3 separate regions of the Mus musculus genome follow, and regions 2 and 3 are each linked to region 1. Evidence: chromatin loops called from intact Hi-C (ENCODE). Cell type or tissue: heart. All regions are shown on one strand. Region 1 overlaps Gm36911 (a long non-coding RNA gene). Region 2 has its middle 38 kb from the start of Gm14642. Region 3 has its middle 20 kb from the start of Gm14642.

Region 1 (8,000 bases):
GGAAAGGAAGAAAGAAAAGAAGGAAGGAAGGAAGGAAGAAAGAAAGAAAGAAAGAAAGAAAGGAAGAAAGGAAGGAAGAAGGAAAGAGGCAAAAAGGCAAGCCACATTACTTGCAGGCTTTTGCCTGAATATCTGCAGGATGGGGTCCCAGAGTGCTGTCCCAGGGCAGTGGTCTGCTGTAAGGGAAGAGTGGACTTAACTGTGTGTGTGTGTATATACATGTGTGTGCACGTGTGCAAGCTAGAGGCTGGCATTCACTGTCTTCTTCTTTCCCTCTCTACCTTATTTATTGAGGCAGGAGCTCTCAATGAACCCGGAGCTCAGCAGTTGGCTAGGCTGGGTGTCCAATAAGATCCAAGGATACTCTTGTCACTTCCTGCCAGGGCTGGCATCGCAGGCCTGTGCCACAGACTGGCTTTTTTTTTTTTAAAAAACTCTAGATCTTTTTTTTTTTTTTTTTTTTTTTTAAAGATTTATTTATTTATTATATGTAAGTACACTGCAGCTGTCTTCAGACACTCCAGAAGAGGACATCAGATCTTGTTACAGATGGTTGTGAGCCACCATGTGGTTGCTGGGATTTGAACTCTGGACCTTCGGAAGAGCAGTCGGGTGCTCTTACCCACTGAGCCATCTCACCAGCCCCAGACTGGCTTTTTGTATGGATTGTGAAGATCCAAACTGAGGCCATCAAGCTTGGGCAGTAAATGCTTTACCGACTGGGCCATCTGCCCTGCCTTTTAACTTTGCTTTAAAACTGTACTGTGGAGATTTAACTGAAGGCGTCGAGGGGGAGGAATCCCTCCAGGACTTTGAGAGCACGTGTGTGGAGTGGAGAGGCCATCCCTCCCTCACTGACCATTTCTAAGTATGGAGAGGAGGATTAAGCACTCTGAGGTGAGACAGGCAGGAGAGAAGGCCTGGGGCCAACCCCATATCCAGTGTGGGTGCTGTGACGGCCCTGTGACAGCTGAGGTCATTGCAGTCAGTTATGTGGCTGTCATCATCTCGTCAAAGGGAGAAGCGTTCAGACCACACCCTCAGAGAGGCCTCACCGCAGAGGCCCTTACAGAACTCCTCTGTGCAGACACAAATGGATGGGAAACAGATGCCAGTCTGCTTGCTGGGCAGCACCTGGCTCTGAGTGGCAGGTGTGGAGGTTGTCTTTGTCATAACCGAGGGCCATATCTTCCGGTGCCTTTGATGACGGCAGCATAGAAGTCTGGCGAGGCGTGGCTCCACTTCCATCATGGAAGGCTAGGGAGAAGGAGGAATAAATACAGATGTAGACAGAAGGGTGGCACTTCTCCTCAAGGCTCCTTTGAAGTAACCTCCTCCCCCCACTGCCCCCAACTGCAGCTCCTTTGCCATTGAGTTTCCTGCTTGGAGCGGCAGATCTGACTCTCTTTCCAGATTCTCTGAACTCTTTGGTGAGATTTACTCGGTAGAGATAGACATCAAGCAGGCGGAAGGGGAAGTGACTCTGAGACCTGGGCAAGTGCCTCAGGTTGACTCCTCAATGGGTCTCTGATCAGTTTAACAGGGCACCTGGCTAACTATCTCTGACTGAAGGCATTCCAGGAAGGCTGGGAGCAAGGAAGCAGGTGAGGCATAGTATGTGTCTCACAGGGCTTTTGGTCCACCAGGGCCGGAAGATCTTCCTGAGTGGAGTCACCATAAGGCCATTATAATGGGCATAAGCTCATTCGTGGTATTTTTCTAGCCTGACATGGTGCAGTTGCTCTCAGCTTAAAGTGAGACTGCTTCGCCACACATACCCCACTGACATGGAGGAAAATGGTTGCCAGTGGTCAAGCAGGAAGGCAGCTGGGCACTGTCCTGATGCTGTGTTCTAGAGAGCCTTACCAAATCTCCTTCCCGGCCCCATTGGAGAAGGAATCTTCCATCCCTGATGGACCATAAGCCTGCCAGGAGAATGCTGCTGTGTGTTCTGAGGCTAGAACCCCTGCACCCCATTCCCGCACCTTCTCTGTAGCCTTCCCCATGTGTAGAGGTCACCACTTTGGTCTGAAAGTGCTTAGATCTCTGACTCCAGAGTGAGTCTGGCTGATCCCAAGCCTGCTTCAATATGAAAGACACATATATGCCAGCCACTGAGCTGATGCCAAGGAAGAGGAAGAAGAAGAGGAAGGGGAGGGGGAGGGGGAGGGGGAGGGGGAGGGGGAGGGGGAGGGGGAGGGGGAGGGGAAGGGGAAGGGGAAGGGAAAGAGGGGACAAAGCTACAGAAACCACAACAGTGCATGCTGGGTGGGACAGATAGAGCTGCAGGGGGTGATGTCCAATCCGTGCACTGCAAGCTTTCAACAACAGGCTGGGCTCTCTCCCTTGTCTTTGAGATGCTGTGTCTGTGGCTCACTGGTCCTAGGGAAGCTTCTACACATCCCTCAGCAATCCACTTTCCATGTTCCATCCTCTGTGAAATTCCTAAGTCAACAATGCCGTGGGCTTTCTTCTTTCATGATTCTTCAAGATTCTTCTGCTGTGTATGTGTGTGTTTAAATTGGATTTTGTTTAATTTTGTGTGTGTGCATGTGTGTATTCAGGTGCACGTGTGTGTATGTGTATGTGATGTGTTTTGTGTGTATGTCATGTGGTATATATGTGTGTGTGTATGATGTGTGTGCATGTGATGTAGTGTGTGTGTGTGTGTATGTGTGTGAGATATGGTGTGTGTGTGATGTGATGTGGTGTGGGTATGTATGTATGTGTATATGATTGTGTGTGTGTGTGTGTGTGTGTGTGTATGTGATGTGCTGTGTGTATATATGTCATGTGGTATGTGTGTGTATATGTGATGTGATGTGGAGTGTGTGTGTGTGTGATGTGGTGTGTATGTGTGTATCTGTGATATGCATTCATGTATGTCGACACCAAAGGTCAACATTAGGTGTCTTCTGTGACTCCTCACTTTTTTTATGAGACAGCGTTTCTCCCTGAACCCAGAGCTCATTGCCTAGCTAAGGCCAGCTGGCCAGCGAGCCCCAGGGATGCCCGACCTCCCACCCCAGAACTGGGGTTGCACATACACCGAACTCAGGACCTCAGCCTTGTGTGCCAAAAACTTTGCCCACTGAGCCAGCTCCCAGACCTGACTTTACTGTTTTGGTCTTTTGGGTAGAGATGCCAATCAAACTATCTTCTGAACTTGGCACTCATCCACCTGGGGCCTCCCTCCTCTTTCTTTGCTGACTTACACCCTGTCTGAGCTGACCCTGTGTCTGTTTCCTCCACCCACACAGCCCACGCCCTGGACTTGAACTCTGTAGGTGTGACCATTGTGTTCTCTGAGAGGCAAGTGAGAGCACAGAACCTTACAGAACTCAAGTCCTCTGGCGTCCTCCCCACCCTGCTGTGCCTCCTGCCAAGCTTGGATTTTATCACCAGAGCTCCTTTGGGATCCCATGGTCAGCGGACAGGGCTGTAGCTGCAGGGCTCTGTCTCCATATCTGGCCCAGCCTTGTGGGTTTTTACCATATGCAGCACTCCACCCCCTCTCCCAGCATGCTGGATTCCAGAACCTGGGATGAAGTTACAGAGAGGGACCCAGCGCCTTTCAGAACTAGAGATCCAGAGTCAAAGCGCCTGTCCCTAACAGGATCAGCCAGGGTCTGGCCATCTCATCAGTTGAGGTTCCGAGAAGTTGCATCTTAAATTATTTTTATGGACGGTTGGAGTTTTGAGTGAATGTTTAGACTGCAGCTCACAAACACTTCCCTCTTTGGGAGGAAAGGAAACTGGCTCTCATTTGGCAGTTTCTGCCTCTGTCAGCGTTCCCAGTGGCAGGAACCATAAGCTCTGCCTGGGAAGGGCTGGGGCCACAGCTGGCTTTTATTATTGAATATTTCTGGTGGTGATGTTGGCCCCGACTCTGTTTATGTTGCTTGTAAGATTTCACGCAAGACTCTGCGAGGACCTGGGCTTGAGCCCGAGCGTCTGATCTTCAGGGTAATTCGTTCCATCCCTTCATTCCTGAGCCCCTGCCTTCTGATTTTTTGCCAAGTTCATATTGAACACTGCCAGGAAATGGAGTGCGGGCAGAATGTGCAGACTCTGGGTCCCCGTGGCTTCGGCTCGTCCTTCATCCTTCAGGGGAGAGGGTTCCGTCTTGCTCAGAGGGTAGTGTGTGTGTGTGTGTGTGTGTGTGTGTGTGTGTGTGTGTGTGTGTGTGTGTGATGTCTGTGTGAGTGCATCTATGTGATCTGTTTCTTTAGAGAGTTGCTGACCCCAAGGTCAAACAGAATGTGAGTCTGTCCTGCCTTGAGTCTCTGAGTGCGTGTGCTTGCCCTTGGCCTGGCAGAAAGCAGAAACCCGTGGCTCTGGGCCCTTCCTGCAGCCATGAATTGTTCACAAATGTCTTGCTTTGCTCATAGCTTGCCAGGCTGCCTTGAAGCCCTAGATCTAGCTCTGAAGATGTGACCAGTTCTGTGCAGGGTAGAGAGTCCTTTCCCCATTCTCCCTTTGGGATATGAAAGAAACTCTAAGAACACACAAAGGAGAGGCTGCTCTCCACTTCCCAACTTGTTTGTTTATTTTTTTTGTTAACATGTTTTCCAACAGTTCCTGGGTGTGTATTTGTGGAGTAAGCACATGTGTGCACATGTGTATTTGTGTGTGTGCCCATGTAAGCATGTATGTGCACATATAAATGTGTCCGTGTGTATGCTTGTTTGTGCATCTTTGTATATGTGTACACACATATATACACACATGCAAGTGTGTCTGTATCTTTATGTGTGTGTGTGCACATGTGGGCATGTACCTGTGTCAGAGTGTGCACAGATGCATAAATGGGACATTACTCTAAGCTTCACGTTTCCTGCTCACTAGGAGGTTAGAGAGCAGATGGCCTGTGTACCTAGTGGAGATCAGAGTCTGAGGTGTTGGGGAATTTTGGGGTGGGCTCACGGTCCCCACTGGAGTCTCCTGGGATTGTCTCCAACGGGTCTTGCTCAACACTGTAGTGAAATAACAGAGTGTCAGGGTATTATTTCTGGACCACAAGAGAACCCCGTGAGGACTGGGTGAACCCACCTTGGCTGTCCTTCCAGTGAGTCTCAGGGCATTTATGGTCCATGGTCGTAGCCTGTGGCTTGTGGTACTGGCCCCAACTGTGCACATCGTGGACAGCAGTGTGAAGTGTGAGGTCAGAGGCATGGGAACTGAGAACACCATACAAAGAGATCTAAAGTGCAGGGCAACATCAGTCAGTCAGGGGCAAGGAAGGTTATGACCACCCCTCCCCAGTGTCTGTGTGATACCCCGACTGTAGCACTGCCCAGCACCCGTCAGAACACAGAGCAAGCCAGTGAGTCACATAGAAAACAATTACGGATGGAAAGCTGAGAGCCAGCTTCCCACAGGGCTCCTGTTTATCTGTAGAGTCTCACTTTATGACCGAGCCATGAAACCATGCAAATGGAGATTTTAATGGAAAAGCTGCCACACTGGCTTCATGCGGAGAGGACTCAGCTGACCAGGACAGTGGCCAGAGGATGTGTTTGAGTCACCATCTCCACTGACATCTTACACTGTGCGTTCACTCTCCGGGCTTCTCGGCCTTCGACTCTGTCGTTAGCAACAAGCAAAACCTGGTTCTGTGTGTCTCTCTCTCCAGCTCTTTTGGAACAAGCAGGTAGTGAATCTGGGCCTTGGCATCCTAGTGACATCTGGGCCTTGGATCAGTTCCATCTTAGATCCTGAAGGGTGTTCAGCACAGCCCCATTTTAGGCCACTGGTCACCATGGAGAGCAAGGGCCCCTAAAGTTTCCCACTGATCCTTTGTCCCCTGGCAGATCAGAGTGGGGTCTAAAAGCTCACAGCTTATTAGTCAAAGGAATGGGTATCACTGTGTCCCTCCTGGCTCCCCAGAGGCCATTTGTCCCAGAAAGATACTTGCAGCAAAGGCTCCTTAAGTCTGATATTCCAGACTCAAGTTTGGCCTGAGTTTCTGCATGGCAGAGACACACCTACCTCTGAGAATGTGTTGTGCGTATGCGTATGTAAACTCACGTGAGGGTCATGAGAGGGAGTGCCTCTGCATATAAGTCCTTTTGGGATGCACACACACACATACACACACACACACACACACACACACACACACACACACACACACACACTGGCTATTTGGCTTCTGAGGAAGGTAGAGAAGACAGTGTCTCAGGCAGGAAACAAAATGGAGTTCTTGTTTGATTTAAAGTCATCACTGGTAACCCAGTGCTGTAAGGGACTGTCCTTAGAGCCAAACCACCACCATCTTCAAATATCATCGTGATAGGAGAGAAAGAGCTCATGGAGGACAGCCCAGGCTCCAAGGAGGCACCAGGCTGTCACATCTCCCTCTTAAAGGTCTTCTCCCCGCAGAGCTGGGTCAGTCGCTTAAAGGGAAAGAGAACTGAGGCAGAGTGAACTGGGCAAACCCTTGCCCAGGTCCACCAGCAAGTGAAGGCCCCAGGGTGCTGTGCACCGATAGCGATGCTGTAGTAAGGAACAAGGTCGGAGACCTGCTTGTGAAATAGTGAAAGCAAGAGTGAGCACAAATCCGAGGTCTCCACTTCTCTCCTGTGTCTTCTGTCTGTCTGTAGACTGTGGTTCCTGGCCTCTATGTTGTCTATCTGTTGCATGTGTCTAGTCTGTTCCATGCTGTCTTTCTGTATATCATGTATGCCCAGTGTGTGTTTGTGTATGTGGTGTGTGTGTGTGTGTGTGTGTATGTGTGTGTGTGTGTGTGTGTATGTGTATGTGTGTGTGTGTGTGTGTGTGTGTGTGCCCCTAACAATGGGATTTGCTTGTGTTTACTGAACACAGAGAATCTGGTATGGGAGTGCTTTTCTACAAAGTTGTTGGTTGTTGTTGTTGTTGTTGTTAACAACAACAAAGATTCACAAAGACATTTCTTCACTGAACCCAGATGACCCAGAATAACATTCAAAACTGTGCACGAATTTTACCAACCTATATCCACATGTTGCTTTATGGTGTGTTTGTTTTGAATTGTTTTCCACGAGTTGGCTGCTCAAAACAAATGATTATATCACACACACACACACACACACACACACACACACACACACAAAGGCCAGACAGCCTGATTTCAGTTGCTTCAGCGCCTGAGCAGGAGCGTAAAGCGCCGCTGGCTTGATGACCCAGGATGGCCTACCTCTCCTCTACCATGTGAATCAGTGCATCTTCCTCTCCCCACAGGGCCGCCGATGCCTGCAGAGCCAGGAGGGTGGCTCTGGCTAGCACCTCTCTGAGGTAACTCTTGCCTGTCACCTGGGGAGAGAGAGGCCTGTTACTCCTGCTGCCCTCTGGAGTCACTAGGGCGCTGCTGGTGGCCAGGCCACAGCACAGCTCAGTGAGACACTCCAGGACAGCAGGGATCCTCCGGGTGAGCCCTGTGTCGGGCCAGCCTGTGTGAATCTTCAGTCCCTGACTGTTCCACAAGGAGGGAGTTTTCCTCACAGTCATGCAATGTCTTGAGCATTTCCTCTAAAGCACCTCGGAGTTCTCTTCAGTATGAGTTTCTTTAAAAACAAAACAAAACAAAAAAACAAAACAACAAAAAAACAAAACATCGGTCCAGGCCAATAAGACTTCATCAGATAAAAGAGCTGGTTGCCAAACTTGACTGAGTTTGGTTCCTGGAACTCAAATGGGGAAGGGAAGAAACAAGCCCCGTCCACTTCTGCCCAAACTGTTGTCCGATCTCTGTGCATGCACAGCAGCACACTAAGTCAATACAGTTTAAAATATTAATCAGTTAATTAATTTGAAGGGCTGGGAAACGTCTCTGGCGTGCAAGTCTGAGTATGTAAGTTTGGATTTCCGATACCTACATAGCAAGCTGGGTGCAGCGAAGTGTAATTCCAAGGCGGGAAGGCAGATAGACAGATCTGGAGTTCGATGGTCAGTCAGTCTTGCTGATTGATGAACTCCACGCTCAGTGAGAGACTCTGTTCTCAAAAATATAAGATCAA
Region 2 (8,000 bases), 80 kb after region 1:
TGCTCCTCTCCAGCCCGGGGCCTCAAGTCGGTGTCCCTGCCCCGAGTCGGCACCCACGCTGTGGAACCCAGAACCCAGGTCCTGAGGATGCGCTGTGCACTGAGCCTCAGACCCGAACTTAGAAGGACTAATTACCCAGATGGGCAGCGATGTCTTGTCCCTCAGAATCAGAGCCAACCGCCTAGGTCTCGCGTGCAGACGAGAGTCAGGAAGTCTGTTCTAGATCGGGATGAGCTGTTAACGGCCTTCCTCTGCTGTACCAGAGGTCTTCCACCTGCTCCAGTGTCGTGGGAAAGGTCTGATTTAAGCACATTGTCAGACAATGAAGGAAGAAAAAAGAAGACATTTGAATGTGTGGAAAGTCCTTTCATGTCAGCACGAGACCCACAGATTACCAGTCTCTCTGGTGACCAGGACGATGCTGTCATCTTTGTGGTCTGTCATATCATGTGGGCACCATCTAATGTGTCTCCACTGCCACATTAGGAAGCTGTGACTTAAAAAGCTGTAGTTCCTGGCAAAGAGCTGAACTTAGATTTGAGCCAAGTATCACAATAAGGACCCATGCTTTGTCCATGTGTCTCACGCCCCTTGACTGGGCTGTGGCCTCCTATGGTCCAGAACAAGGATCTAGCCAGTGTAGCAGTCAGAAATTGAATTGATGGACTCTTCTGGGCTCCAGTACGCAACAAGCCTAGAGTAATGGTGGATTCTGGACATAACCCGTGTGGACCTTGGGCAGAGTGCACTAACGCCTCAGTGTTCTTGCCTGTGAAATGGGAATCGAATAGCAACTCCATCTAGTGTGAGGATTGCCCCACATGAGACCAACCTGGTATATGGTGTGTGTTTAATAGACAAGACATAAGTAAAACTCTTTTGTGTGGCTTCAAAATCATTTTGTGTGACTCAGAATAATATAATGCCTAAAAGATAGGAGGATCCTGCCACGAGGCCGCTCAAAATAGGAACTGCCTAATTTCCCCCTACCTCTGAGGTGTGAATGGATTAGCCATCAGGCAACTCGGCTCTGAGCCAAGCCCAGGACAAGCCTTGATAATCTGTGAGCCCCAAAGCTACTGCTCAATGAAATGATACCAAAGTTGAAACTTTGGAGGCAGCCCCTAGTCGCACACTGCCGTGCTCCTAAGACACCTTAGCAATGGTCTCCATTAGTAAGAGAGCTTGGAGACTCTATGTGTGGCCATAGCTTCAGTAACCATTGAACTTCTGGCGTCTCTGCTGAACTCACACATGACTGCCTACCAGTGCTAGCCACTGGCTGACACGGTCAGGACCTTCTGGCCCTCTAACAGTGCCATCTTCCTAGCCTGCCACAGCCAAAGGTCTTCACAGAAGACCTGGGCCATGCCTGAAGGCTTCCAAATCATCCTTGCTGGAGATGACTTCCCCAGTGGAACTCTGGAGCAGCAGTTTCGGCCCAACTAGCTGCTCCCCACTTGGTGAGATGTCTGTTCCACTTCCATACAAGCATGGTATTTGAAGGAGTGTTTGTACAATAAACTGAGCACATTTTAAAGGTAACGGTCCTGCAAACATGCTAGCTGCTAAGCACCTCACAGCCCACCAGCCATTGTCTCTGCAAAGGGTCACAGTGAGAGGAGTGACTGGTGTCCCTGATCAACCTAAGGGTCATCTGAGATGCTTTTGCTTGGTAAGATGGCTTTCTGGTTCATATGTGGGTCTCCTGAGAGTGTCTATAGTAGTTGGCGAGCTACTGAATGGCTGTGTGGTGCTATCGTTGAGAACCATGAGCAATGTCAACTCTCTGCAGATAGAAAACCAAAAGTGGGGTACCACCAAAGTCCAACTTGGAGAATCGAGGGGTTTACTGGGCTAACTTGCAGAAGTATAAGTGAGGGGTTGTTTACAGGAACAGAAATGATTCAAAGACAGCTGTATCACCAAAGGCCACCCCAGCGTGGGTAACAGCTCATGAAAGCTGAGACCCTGGAGCTCACTGTACAGCCTGCAGGCAGCTCAACAGGTCAGAGAGTGTCTCCTCCGTGCAGCTCAGCTGGTCTCTGTCTCCCCAGTCGTCCTTACTACTTAGATAAGCTTGGGGAAGGAGGAGACTAGAGTATCTGGTCAGTTTCAGGAGCTTCCTGGGCCTCCTGGGTTGTCAACTTCCTGAGTTTTAAAGAGCTCACTGGAAGTCCCTGAGTCTTTAGAAGTTGCCCAGTGGTAATTAGCTGTGGAGGAATTTGCCAGAACACATGACCAGGGTCAAATTTACACAACCTTTCTTCTCCCACTTCTAAATAATCATGACCTTATCTTATCCCCTTGTCTGTTTCAGCCTGGGCATTCTCATGCCCCCTCCACCTTTAGAGATGATACCACAGTATTTACTCAAAGCTTCAGTGTTGCTATAAACACCATCATGTGGCTATAGGAAAGGCTGTGGACATGTGACAAATGAAAGTCACTTCAGAAATAGGAATGAGGTTGGATCTCTCACAGGACTGGTGGAGGGAAGTCCAGGGAAAGCTCCCAGAAATGCACTCCTGTCTGAGACTCTACCCATCAACTGAACATGAGCATCCCCAGAACCGCATAGATGCGATGGGCGGTACACTTGTAATCCCAGGAGTTCGGGGTCATCTTCAGCTACATATCAAGTTGGAGGCCAGCCTGGGCTACATGAGACTCTGTCTCAAAGAGACATAATAAAAAGGTAAACTAAACAAACAACAAATGCATAAATCCCTCTGGGAGGAAAAGGGAGCCTTCACCTCAGCCTCAGAATGAACTTGTGTGTAAGAGAGACACACAGACAGCTCTTTGACTTCCACTTTCAGGTCTTCGAGAGTGAGAACACCTGCTACTGGTGGAGAGGGTGATGGGGGTGGGATAGCCTGTGCTATCCAGGACTGGGCTGAAGAGACTAAGGTAACACTCTCTTGTTCTGACTCCATTTTGAATCTGCCTTCTCAGCCTTTCCAGCCCTCAATAACCACATCCGCCTTGCCAATGCTTTTGAGGCCGTCTGTGACCCTAACCATTGTCCAGATGTATTAACCAAAATAATTAATGTTTGTGCAAGCTAAAACATAAAGCTAAAATAACCAGAGGAAGTGTAAATCAAAAATAATTGTCGTGTTGTGTCTGGAAATTCCTGCTAAGCTCTGCAAAAAGACAGATGTTACAAGGTTACCACAGCCCCAAACACTGATGCAACCTCCCTAGAACACTGTGGCTTTTACGAGTTTTGTCTTAAAAAAAAACACACACAAAAAACCACTGTACCCCTGAGCTTAATCAACAAGAGGCATTTTGGATTCGTTCACCTATCTTAGTCAGGCCATTATTAAAGAATTCTTAAACTCTTAATTAGCTTAATTAGTGTGGGTGTCAGTAACTAACTCACGTGGGTGATTTCAGGGCCTGGGATATGGAGCTGATAAATGTGAATGGCCAAAGAGTGAAGTGCTTTAAGGTGGAGTCAACATGAAGTGGATACAGCTGGCCACACAGAGTTTGAGGTCACTTCTTTGGTGGAGCCAGCTGGACATGGGTCAGGGACTGGGGGTAGAGGCTGGAGGATTTGGCTCACTTCTTTCTGCTTGGGTATCTGTAACTGAGGGCCATCTGGAACCCTTCAGGAAAGTGGCTGATACTGTTTCAAAGACATACTCCCAACCCCAGTGGTGGAAACGGGGGCCTAAGCTAGGTTTGTGCCCTCCCTGATGCCTGAAGTCCAAGCTGAGTGAGCCGTGTGTGCTATGTGGGGGCATAGGCCCCAGGGCCCCTGCTTTGATTTCACTCAGCAAATGACCGCTCCTAACCAGTGTGGCCAATCCTCATCCATCCTGCACCGTCCTCTAGACCCACTCCATGTCTGTTCTCTTGGTCCAGTGAGGGAGACCAAGCATTGGTAAAGGAGCCAGGGACATCAGTTGAAGGATCAGTGAGATGCCTCAGTGGATAAAGGCTCTACCTAACCTGAGTTCAATCCCCAGAACCCACATAGTGGAAGGAGAGAACCAGGTCCACATTCATGCCCTGACGTTCACGTGCCCCACCCACCAGCACTAAGTAAATGGATGCGATCATTTCTTTAATGTCTCCCTTTCCACCACCCATGTCTTCTGAGACAGCTCTGGGGAACCAGTGGCCTGATCAGTGTGATGCTGATTGACAGAGTAGGAAGGGAGGAGGGGGGAGGAGACAAGAGGGTGGGGAGGTCCAGGTCCAGGGCATCATTAGAGCCCAGTCTGCAGTGTAGGACAGAGGGTCCTGGGAGACACAGCAGGGAGTTTTTTTTCTCCACGCTGGGATTGGCAGATTTGAGACATGGAATATGTAATCCAATCCACACTGTGGAAATGTTGCACAGTCTGGTGGGAACTGAGAGGGGCCAGAGGACTCTAGATGTGGGATCTGAATTAACTGGGCAAGAAGGAGCCACAGCTGGGTCTGGCTGGAGCCGAGAGGATGGTACCAGGGACTCTTCCACATCCTCCCCCCTCCAATGTGGCAAGGGTCATCAGGGTGGACGCCTCATAACATCCAGGGTGGGTGTTTCACAACAGTTCAGCCACCTGGCTCTGGTGCAGAGGAACCTCTCAGCAGCCAGGAGCAGACCCCCAGGAGAGCTGAAGGGCAGAGGCAGTGAGGAAATACATAGGTCAAGGGGTGAGTCCTAGCTGTCTTGGCAACTCTAGGTCCTAGGTCTCGAGGATCGTAATAGACCTGTGCCAGTGTGGGAAATCGCCAGAGAGAAGGTGAGGGGGAATCGAGTCAGCCGTGCTGCTCTGTGGACACATGGACGACATCATAAGCAGGATCCCACGCCTGGTTGTCTAGCCAGCACAATGAGAGCTATCAGTGTGGACCACCATGACTACCGTGACACAGGAGGGGAATGAGCAGAGAAGTGAGCCAAGGCGTCATCATGACTCGAAGGCAAGGACACAACACAAAACCACCAGAAGTCTCCATGCCAACCTGGGGACTATGAAGTCTGGCTATTTCCCAGCTGGGTAGACTATACCCTGTCTTTGGGGAACAAAGCTAGATGAACACTAAGCAGTAACTAAGTCTTGAGCACTGTGAAGTCACTGTACCAGAAACGACAAAGTACAGGCACAGTACAGGCACGGAGTGCTCTGTGTAAATGCTCTCCCTAACTGCACCCAGGCCTCCGATGACACCACGGTCAGGGAGGGAGTGGGAAAAGTATTCTATCATGTATGTATGTATGTATGTATGTATGTATGTATGTATGTATATATCTACCTATCTATCTGTCTGTTTATCATTCATATCTATCATCTATCAATCATCTATCTCTAATTACCTATGTATTATCTCTATCTATGTATCTATGTATCTATCTGTGTATCTATGTATCTATCTATGTATCTATGTATCTACCTATGTATCTATGTATCTATGTATCTATCTATCTATCTATCTATCTATCTATCTATCTATCTATCCATGGATCATTTAGATTTGTCTGTCTGTCCATCTATTTCTCTTTTTCCCCCCAGACAGAGTTTCTCTCTGTAGCTCCAACTGTCCTGGAATTCAGTGTATAGACCAGGCTGGCCTTGAACTCAGAGATCCGAGTGCCTCTGCCTCCCGAGTGCTGGGATTAAAGGTGTGTGCCGCCCTGCCTACTGGGAGTGAGACTGGCTACTGATGATTGCTGTGTGTGCTTACCTCACCACTGACACTAGCAACTTGAGGCAGGGAGGGTTCCTTTTGGCTCGGCTTGAAGTACAGTCCATCCTGGCCAGAGGTCTCAGCAGCAGGATCGTGAGGTGACAGTCACGTGCATCTGCAGTTAGGAACACACACACAAAGAGAGAGACAAATGCTGGTGCTCAGCTCATTGTTTTCCTTTGTGTGAAGCCCGAGACGTGTTTCCTTATTCCACCTCTGCACAGATGCTGCGTGACTGTGCGGCTGTGTGACTCTGTGAAACGGACCCTCAGAGCTGCCTCTGTTTCCTCTGACATGGAATGCAGATTTCCCAGCAGCATCTGCGTGTGCAGGTGAGGGTTAACTAGACTGAGACACTCAGAACAGAACCTGACATATACTGTGTGCTTATTAAATGCCAGCCTCTATTATTAATAACGATATTAATGTAACTAGTCCAAAGCACTAGCAGGTGGTATCAGCACCTACCACATGAAAGCCAGTGTCTGCCTGTGCTCCTGGAGGGATGGACCGCTCACGACCTCTCAGGAAGTTCAATGTCAGAAACTGAGATGCTGCAGCTCTGCTCTGAGGTCCTGGCTTCCCACCCTAAGCAACCCCACAGCTGACCCAGCCTGACCAAGCCTGACCCAGCACAGAGGGCCAAAATTCCTGCCACATGGTCTCTGCACTCAAACCTCGTAGGAGGGTGAGCCGCACAGGTCTCATCTGGCTCAGTGATTCAGCTACAGTCACCCAGCCCAGGGGCAGCAAACAACGACTTCAGGCAGCTGCTGCACCCTGAGGGTCTGGCAAGTCCCTGACAGCTATTTCTAACTCCCAAGTGCGTCCCCCTTTGATGACAGCTACTTCTGGACACAGAGACAGAACATGGGTGAAGCCTGAGACCACCCTTCCTTTCCTCTGAGGCTGGGAACAGCCGCTTCTCCCAGAGGACTCAGAGGTCAGAGCAGCCTGAGAAGCAGGCCATGGGTTCGAATGTTTCTCTGGTAGCCATGGCCTGGAGCTGAGGCTGCAGCTCAGCAGATGTTTCAGACAGCTGCAGTTGCTTCTAACACACCAGAGGCCCCCAGCCAGGAGGACCGGTGGAGAATGGATCTGCCTCTGCCATTGATCAGTACCTGAATAATACATCAAGGGCCTCTGACTTTAGCACAAAAGCCTGGCAGGTCGGTCTCTGCAACCAAACTCCCTTGGGACCAGCCATGCCAGTGGCTATACCACTGGGCAGATTCTCAAATCAAGAGATGAATGGCAATTATATCTTCAGCCCCTGTGCCCTGTGCCCTGGGGTTAGGCCCTCACCCCTACCAATGGCTGTCTCCTGGGAAGACAAGCTGCCCCTGCCCCTTGAGGTCAGTCACTAACAGCGCCATGATCTCTCTCACTTCGCCTTTTCCAGAGCATCGTGCTGTTAGAATCATGCACAGAGCTTTTCCAGGCTGGGCTTCTCAACTTTTTTTTTTCTTTTTTTAAACATACATAAGTTTTTTTTAAAGGGGGAAACTTTGTGTCACCCTCACAGGTGGGATCTCAGATTTCCCTGCTAAAACTACGAGGAAGTCACATGGATATCAGCAAGAATGGAGAATTCTCGATTCAGCAAAAGTCATGACAAAACTAGCAAAGATGCCCAAATTGACTTTTCTCAGGCTTCTGGAAATCCAGCACAGATCTGCAAAATTCCAGGGAGAGAGTGACTGTGGAGCGCCTGGCAGCATTTTAACCGGATGCATTTCCATAGCTTTCTCATCACCCAGCCTAGAGTCAGCAGCCGGGCCTCTCCCTGAGGGGACAGTGCCTCATCACCAGGAAACTGTAGTTACTCTGTCCTGGAGTGACTCTACTTGCAAGGTTGCCTTCATTTGACCTAATGTGGAAGATTTTGTTTTGTTTTTTTGTTTTGTTTTGTTTTGTTTTGAAACGGTAAGACGTTACGGATTCACCCGCTGGATTCCGGTGAACCACATTTTGAACAAACTATGAGCTAACCAAAAAGCCTAGGAGAAAGCCCAGGAAGAGAAGCTCCATGAAGCAGGCGGAGAGCAGGGGAAGACAGCAGCCACCAAACTGTTCATGGAGACACTTCAAATTCCAGCAGGTTCCTCATGGCTGTGTGCTGACAGAGGGTGCATGCTCAGAAGAGACCCAAGAAGGCCCTGGGCTCTCACTTCTTCCTCTCCACAAAAATGTAAACAGCAGGAAGTGACAACTGAGAGAGAGCCAACCACTTCCTGGTAAAGTACTAAAGGTGCATTTAACATAGACAGACACCCTGTCTCTGGAGGGGAGGGGTAATTCCAGGC
Region 3 (8,000 bases), 61 kb after region 1:
TGCATGCATATTTGTGTTTGTATATGTTTGTGTGTGTGTTCAAGTGTGTGCATGTGTGTGCATGTGTGCAGCTCCTTTTAGTTCATTTTTCAGAACCAAAAGCTACCTCAGGGCCTTTGCACCTGCTGCTGACCTCTGTAGCCCATGAGGCAGATCTTAACATCCTTATTAGTTAAAAATGAAATTATGGCCCCAGAAACAGCATGGCCTGCAAACTGGCAACGGAGTTGTGTGCAAATGCTCCCACTAATGCCAAGACTGAGTCTGTCCGAGTGGTCACAGGGTCAGACAGCACCTGCCAGAGCCAAGCTCCAGGTCAGAAAGACACTACCAATGGGATTCAACCCAACCCAATGGCAGGTTGGGTTGAGTGGGCACAGGCTTTGCAGAGCAGCCCAGAAGCATCACGAGGGGTTCTTCACTGAGTCTCTTCAGTCCCATCAGTAAAAGGGTTAAAAATGACCGTCTCGTGGACTTTCTGCCCCTTGAGGGATAGTCACAAGAGACTAGAACCAGGTGTGACTCACCGTTAAGGTGAGGTGACCCACACAAGTCACGTTTCACTCTGTGAAGAGGTGACAAAGCACTGTACAGAGTGTGAGCCACGAGGACACTTTTGTCAGGCTTCCAAGAGCTTGACTCTAGCTGCTCTCGGGCCTATAGATCCCAGTAGCCCCCCACACAACTCCTTCCTCCCAGGCAAGTCCTAGTGTGGTGCCCAGCAGTTCAACAGCTATGCATGGAACATAGCACCTGCTGAGCCTTGGCTCCGTGTGCGATGGTGTGTGTAGCCTTTTGTGTCTCCTCTCTCCTTCTTGGCTTTCTCCAGATGGTCCTCAAAGACCATGAGAAGGAACCACGGTTCAAGTTCAAACATAATCTGGTCCTAATCTCAGCTGGGGCTGGCTTTCCTTGCAGGCTTGTAGGATGCCAGATGGTGACTTCTGGCTGCCACCCCTCTTGCCTTTCTATAGGTGTCAGAACAGGGAGCTGTCCTAGAGACGCTCTAAGACAAGTGTCACTTGCTCTGGTGGATGGAGAGAGAAGTTGGGAGCAGTTGGGCTGGACATATGAACCAGACAGGAGGCTGCGTTTCTGGGGTTCCCTGGACCTCTGCATTTGCAGGCTGTTTCCCACACAGGGCAAGCCCTCTGTAAAGGGGGCAGTTGCACCCCACACTCATCCCCATCCCAGTTGCTATAAGAAGAACTTAGAGGCCCGGTCCTTGGGGAAGATGCTTCTGCACTGGGGTTACAAGTTCACGACCTGCTTTCTGCTGTTTCCAAACCAGGTGGCTCTAGAGATGGCACAGGGCTCTCTTTGAGCCTCATGTACTCCCACAGAAAAATGGGGAGACTAATAACAGCAGGGGCTCAGAGGCTCAGGCGGCCATGTGATTTGCAGGCATTGGGCTGAAAGGCAAGCTGAGGCCAGTGTTAAGTCTCCCATCACCTAAGGTGGAAGCATCCCCCAGTTGTTGGCATCTCTTGGCCCAGTCCTTCCAGGATACCATGTTCTTATTAAAACATCCACCAAAAGTCAAGGGCAAATTCTCTTTGTGTCTGGAACATCTTATGGTCACAAAGACACCCTTGAGTAAGTGTCCTCTTAAAACACAGCCTGCCACAGAGAGAGCAGACAGGCACAAATACAGCTTAGCCCCACAGAATAGAAGGTGAACATGTGGGTGCCCAAGGATTCCCTCCCTCCCTCCTTCTCTCCCTCCCTCCATGTGTGAGTGTATGTGTATGTGTGAGTGTATGTATGTGTGCATGTGTGTGTGCATGTGTGTGTGCATGTGTGTGTGCCTGTGTGAGCATGCACACTCAGAGGCTGGAAGCCAGCCTCGGATGTTTTCTTCAATTCCTATCGATCTCATATTTTTGATATAGGGCTTTTCACTGAATCTTCAGCTAGCCATTTTGGCTAGAATGGCTACTCCATGAGCTGCAGGGATTAGGCCTATGTAAAGGTTTGAATGAGAGGCCCACCACAGTCTTAGGTCTTGAACACTTGGTCCCCAGTTGGTGGTGCTGTCTGGGGAGGCTCAGGGTGTACCCAGCCTTGCTACAGGATATTGCTGGGGGTGGACTTTAGGGTTTCAAAGCCATTCCAGGCTCCCTCACTCTACTTGTGCTAGAGTTCAGACGGGTGCTCTCAGATCACTGCTCCAGACGCCATCTTTGCTTCCTCTGCGGCTCCCCTGCGATGGTGATAGACGCTTGACCTTCTGGAACCGGAGGCCTAACAAACCCCTCCTTCTGCAAGTTGCCTTGGTCATGCTTATTACAGCAGTAGAACAGTAACTCAAACATCCTCTCTCCAGCGCCCCCGATGCTGGAGTTGCTTGTGTGTGCCCCTGTGCCGCTCATAAGGTCCTGAGACTCCGAGTCCATGCTCAGGCAACAAAACTTTACCTCTGAGCCATGTCCCCAGCCCCTGTGAATTTTAACATATGTATAGCACACTATTGGAGGTGCAGCCTGACCCGGCCTCCTTGCCACCCCTCCCCTACACCACCTGGAGTCAGGGCCACAACCTTGTCATCTCCCCCGCCCACCCCCCAATCTTTCTGCAAGTGACCAGTTTACAAACAGTCATTACTGTCAGGCGTCCAGACAAAAGCCATGTTCCGAGGACAAGTCTTTCAAGGTAGCTAGCTAGGAGACTCTTTCTGATTATACCACAGGGTCTTGTGTAGCCCAGACTGGCCTCCAACTCATTGTGAAGCCAAGCATGACTTCAAACTTCTGGTCCTTTTATCTCTTAGCTACTGGAATGGCAGGCAAGTGTCATTATCCCTAGTTCATGTGGTATTGAGGCTCACACCAAGGGCTTCCCATTAGGTAACAATCTACCTACCGAGTGATGGCCTCCACCTGAGTTTTAAAACTTTTTATTGTTTCGTCATCGTCATCATTGTCATCATCATCATCATCGTCGTCGTCGTCATTATAGTCATCATTGTCATTGTCACCAACCACCAGTCTTCATCACAATCATCACCATCATCATCATCACCATCATCTTCATCATCACCACCATCATCATCATCATGGCCGCCGCCACCGTCGTCGTCAGCATCAGCATGTGATATATGAGTACCGGCATCTATACTGCACATGTGGGGGTCAGGACTGGTTTTTCCCTCTTCCTTCACATGGGTCCCGAGGGCTCACATAGCGACCCTGTCTACCTGATGAACTATTTCTCTGGCCCTTGATCTTTTTCTCTTTAACTCGGGGCAAGGTGGGCAGAGGGAGGCTGCATGCTGGTCAGTATCTTGGAAACGGCAGTCCTGGCTTTCAGAGACTGCCTGGAGCCACCTCTTGGCCTGGCCACGCTTTCTTGCTGAGGGGTCTCTGCAGCCACAACAAACCTCAGTTATTAGTTCCTATTTTCTAAGCACAAATGATTTATCCAAACCAGCATTGGACTCTGACCCCGCTGTGCAGATTTTAGCTCATCTCACGTAGACAGTCCTGGCTTGAATCATTTTTGCTTTGTGATTGGCCCCTTAGGCCCTCAGTTCTCCCATCTGTAAACTTGGAGCAAGCATGCATGAGACACCAGGGAACTAACAGAGAGATTTTACCACACAGGCAAGGAGGCCGGTGTAAGGCACTTGTTACTGTGGGGAGCTGTGCAGCATCTCTGAACCTTGGCTTCCCCACCCGTGAGTGTACGAGGAGATTGCGTTGGCTGCTGTGTGATCCGGGGCTTCCTGCTAAGGTGGCTGCAGCAGGGAACTGACCATTTCCAGGGAAATTGCTTCATAGAAGGCTCCAGCTCCGTGGAAGAAGGCTACAGGAAAGGTTGTATTTAAGATGCACAAGGCCGCACTGTGCTAGTCTTTGCTCCAGAAAAGCCACTTGCCTCAGGCTGAAAATGTGCAAAATACTGTGAAGTATGCACAAGAAACAGCCACGGGACATGGTTGAAATGCCTGTGATCAGGCACCTTGGCCCCGGGCAGGCCAGATCCCTGGCCACGGTGACCCTGATCCCTGGTGCACGCCGCTGCTGCCAGTCGTGGTCGCCGCTGTACCCGGATGACCTACATTTCTCCAGCGGCAGCTGGGGCAGACATTCTGGGGTAATTAACAGCCATGTACACGTGCATGCACAGACAGCCGGGTCAGCCCGGCAATGGCTGGCACACTGGCTGTCTAGACAGGGTAGGAACATAGTGGCCTCCTGCCATGAAGGCGGCTGCTGGGAACTGCAGCCAAGATCATGGAGGTGGGGAGAAGAAAGGAAGCTACCCCCCGAGATGGACTGTGGCCATCCTTCTTCCTCAGCGTTGAAGGAATGCAAAACAGTGGTCTTTGAGGGAGTGGTTCCTCAGGAAGCCACCAGGCCAGGGGGCCAGGGGACCAGGGTGCCCACACAGAATAGCTATGCCTTATTGTATATTGCAATGCTTTCCAAGGGACAATAAGCACTCAGCAGGGTGGGCAGAGGCAGGGCCAGGCAGTGTGATTGACAGTCACAGCACAGAGCCAGTCTGTTGGTGTGTGGTGTCTCTCATAAAATATCAAGTTTTAAAAGGAGAGAGACTCAAGGTGGCACAGGCAGCGGGGTCATTTGTAAGGGCTGTGAGAGATCACGTTGGGTGCTCAGGCTGTGTCTCCTGACCTGGTCACTGGAGGCTCACAGCTCACCTCTGCTCACAGATGTTCAGGGTATATCTCCAGACAGTGTGTGAGCTAATGCTAAAGTCACCAAGCCCAAGCCTTGGACAGGAGTCCTGACACTAAGATGTCAGGGTCCTCCTTGGATCAAATCTCACACACGCAGCCACTGTTTCTCAAAAGCTAATTACACTAGGGTCACCCGCAGGACCTGAATCTTCTGGCACCATGATTTATTTAGGATGCTTCCTTAACCACTCAAAGCACCCAAAAGGATGGAGGAAAGGGGGAAGCACAAAAATCAACCAAACAAAACAGAAAGCCCTCCCTCACTTGAGTTACAGCTGGGGGTCAGAAACCAAAAATGGAAGGCGGCCCTATAGAAAAAAAGATATTTAAAAGTTTTAAAATTGCTCCTGTGTCTCCGTAAACCTTCCAGCTAGTGAGGTGGGCAGCCATCGTCAAGCGTCAGCCAACGCTGTCTTTGATCTGATGCTTGGCTTCCAATGTGAAGAAGCTGCGGTCCAGAGGGGACTCCGTTTCTCCAGGTCATCCCAGTAGCCAAAAGCATAGCTGCTTCCCAGGTCTTACTTACATTTCTCTCCCTGCTAAGACCAAATAGTCAGCAAGCAGCAACTCAGGGGCCTGAAGGATTTGGGGTGGGGAAGGCGTGGCTGGTGAGGCTGTGAGCTATTTTGTGGAGGCAGTGGACACATGTGAGGTTGCTTGTCTACAGCTTTGTAGGTCAGTAAGCAGAAGGAGATGGATGCTGGGGCTCAACTGTCTTTCTCTTCCTCCTTTTGTTCAGCGTGGAGCCATGCATCTGGGCACAACTTTCCAGCGCACCAAGTGGCTCTGCTGAACCAGCTCGGAGTACTTAGTTCTTCCCATAAGTACCAGTCCTCTGAGCTCTCTTGCTGAGGGGATGCACTCCCCACTCCTTTAGAAACACTAACAAAGTTCACCATGGAAACACGAGTCACTTCCTCCAAACTGTAAGAGGGTTCGGGCCACCTCACCCAGGGACCAGGGACTCTGGGACCATCCCAGCCACTCTGATGCTTCTTCTCCCTGCCCCCACTCTCCTGAGTCAGGGTTTCTCCGTGTAGCTCTGACTGTCCTGGAACTTGCTCTATAGACCAGGCTGGCCTCGAACTCACAGAGATCCACCTGCCTCTGCTTCCCAAATGCTGGCATTAAAGGCATGCGCCGCCGCCGCCGCCGCCGCCCAGCCTGCTTCAGTTTCTTAAGTGGGTCAGAGCTCAGAGTTGCTTGCTGCTTTGGTGACGAGCAAGCATAAGAATTTCATGAGCCAAACATCAACAGCCCTGCTGGGGCAATGCCCCTGCTGCCTCCAAAGCACAGAATAAACCGGGAGTCATTTTGTAGCACCGTGGACTGCTTCCATGACAGCTCCCTGTGTCTCTAACCCTTAATCTGAAGCAACAACAGCCTCAGGAAATTCTGGGTGACTTACCGCTGGAGTGGGCCTGAAACCCGAGTCGGAGGAGGAGGAGGAGGGGGAGGAGGAGGAGGAGGAAGAGGAGGAGGAGGAGGAGGAGGAAGAGGAGGAGGAGGAAGAGGAGGAGGAGGAGGAGGAGGGAGAGGAGGAGGAGCAGGAGGAGGAGGAGGAGGAAGAGGAGGAGGAGGAGGAGGGAGAGGAGGAGGAGCAGGAGGAGGAAGAGGAGGAGGAGAAGGAGGAGGAGGAGGAGGAAGAAGAGGAAGAGGAGGAAGAGGAGGAGGGGGAGGAGAAAGGGAGAAGGGTGGAGAAGGAGACACTCCTGCCTTACAAAGGCCTGGCCCAGTCTATGGACAATTTCCCAGCTAACTGGACCTCTCCCGAGTCAGAGATTCAAGGGAAGTTGCCACTTGAAACAGGTGGTTGGTTCCCTGAAGTCTGTCTTTCCCAAGGAGCTGGTAGGCTATGTCCACCCATAACGCACAACATAACAACACACGGCTTTCCAGACTACCCATCAGAAAAATGGAGGGGCTTGGCTGGCTGACAAGGCATGGCTGCCCCTCAGCCTCTCCAAGCCTCTCAGTGACTATCCCCAGTGCCAGGAAGTCCCTAGTGGTGGCCCAGAGGGTAAGGAATATAAGGGGCTTTGGCTGAGGGCAGCGGGCGGGGGGAGAGAGTAGCCTGGCCTCCCACCTGCAGAGGATATCTCAGACAGGAGGTTGATATCATTTGGTGTGAACCTGGTTCCCACAGACAGAGCCCAGGTGTCCCGGGCACCACCACTGAGGTTCCCGACCCGGTATTTCCTTTATATCTTAAATCCACTCACAGACACTGAGAGTTAGTGATGGTGTTGAATGCTGAAGTTAGCTTGTGAGTGGCACAGATCACACACACCAACAGCTACGCTTCCTAGAAGGGCTGAGGGGGGTGGAAGGCCTCTGCTGAGGCTCTGTGTGTTTCCATGGCTGCTGCAGGCCCTTGTGGTGTAAGCATAGGCAGGGATCTGGTGCCCTCTTCTGGTCACTGCAGGCACCCACACTGACATGCATTCACACACACACACACACACACACACACACAAAATTTTAAAAAAATAAAATATTATCAGGGAGTGGGTAAAGAAAATGTGCCTCATTTACACAATGGAGTAGTACTAAGCTGTTAAAAGCAATGGCATCATGAAATTTGTAGGCAAATGAATGGAGGGAGCCCACCTCTGACCCTGAGTCTGGTCCAGCTTGAGACCCAGGCCATGAGAGGAAGCCCACCTCTGACCCTGCTTATGATGATGATGCTCTGCTGTGCTTGCAGACAGAGCCTAGCATAGATGTCATCAGAAAGGCTTTACCAACAGCTGATGGAAACAGATGCAGAGACCCACAGCCAAACATTGGCAGAGCTTGGGGAATCCTGTGGAAGAATGGAGGAAGGAGGGTAGGAGCCAGAAGGGTCAAGGACACCACAAGAGACCCCACAGAAACTATTAAGCTGGGTACACAGGGGCTCACGGAGACTGAACTGTCAGCCAGGGAGCATGCACGGAGACGGACCTAGACCCTCTGCACATCTGTAACGGTTGTGTAGCTTGGTCTTCATGTGGGGCTCCTGGCAGCAGGAGCAAGGCTGTCTCTGGCTCTGTCGCCTGCCTCTGCATCCCTTTCCCCTAACTGGGCTGCCTCGTCTACCCTGAATAGGAGAGGAGGTGCCTAGTCTTAGTACAACTTGATATGCCAGGGCTGGTTGGTACCCATGGGAGGCCTCCCCTTTTCTGAGGAGAAAGGGAGGAGGAGAAGTGGATGATGGAGGGGGGATTGGGGAGAGAGCTGAGAGGCGAAGAGGGAAGGGAAATAATAAATAAATGAATTAAAATGTATATTGACTTATATATGACGTCAGGTGTAC

Evidence for each region. A loop is a pair of places that touch in the nucleus more often than their neighbours do. Peaks named below come from ENCODE experiments on the same cell type or tissue, not always from the same donor. Only the 100,000 strongest peaks of a DNase experiment are listed, where the experiment ranks them.
Region 2: it touches region 1 in a loop (1.8-fold over the local background); 2 of 42 quality-filtered maps call a loop at or near these places.
Region 3: a loop joins it to region 1, with 1.9 times the contacts of the local background. A loop is called at or near these places in 4 of 42 quality-filtered maps.

The regions. Positions count from the first base shown.
Region 1 is chr2:173,348,646-173,356,645 of GRCm38, forward strand. The region is part of intron 1 of Gm36911 (a long non-coding RNA gene); the gene reads left to right. Among named protein-coding and RNA genes, the nearest start is that of Gm36911, 5.8 kb to the left of the region's middle. In heart, no CTCF peak of the experiment used is centred here; DNase peaks (open chromatin) are centred at 926, 3,366, 3,896, 5,386 and 1 weaker place; H3K27ac peaks cover 1,741 bases.
Region 2 is chr2:173,428,887-173,436,886 of GRCm38, forward strand. No RefSeq gene overlaps it. Among named protein-coding and RNA genes, the nearest start is that of Gm14642, 38 kb to the left of the region's middle. In heart, no CTCF peak of the experiment used is centred here; DNase peaks (open chromatin) are centred at 3,515, 4,525 and 6,655.
Region 3 is chr2:173,410,022-173,418,021 of GRCm38, forward strand. No RefSeq gene overlaps it. Among named protein-coding and RNA genes, the nearest start is that of Gm14642, 20 kb to the left of the region's middle. In heart, a CTCF peak has its summit at 7,101 (motif pointing left); a DNase peak (open chromatin) is centred at 4,110; H3K27me3 peaks cover 1,859 bases.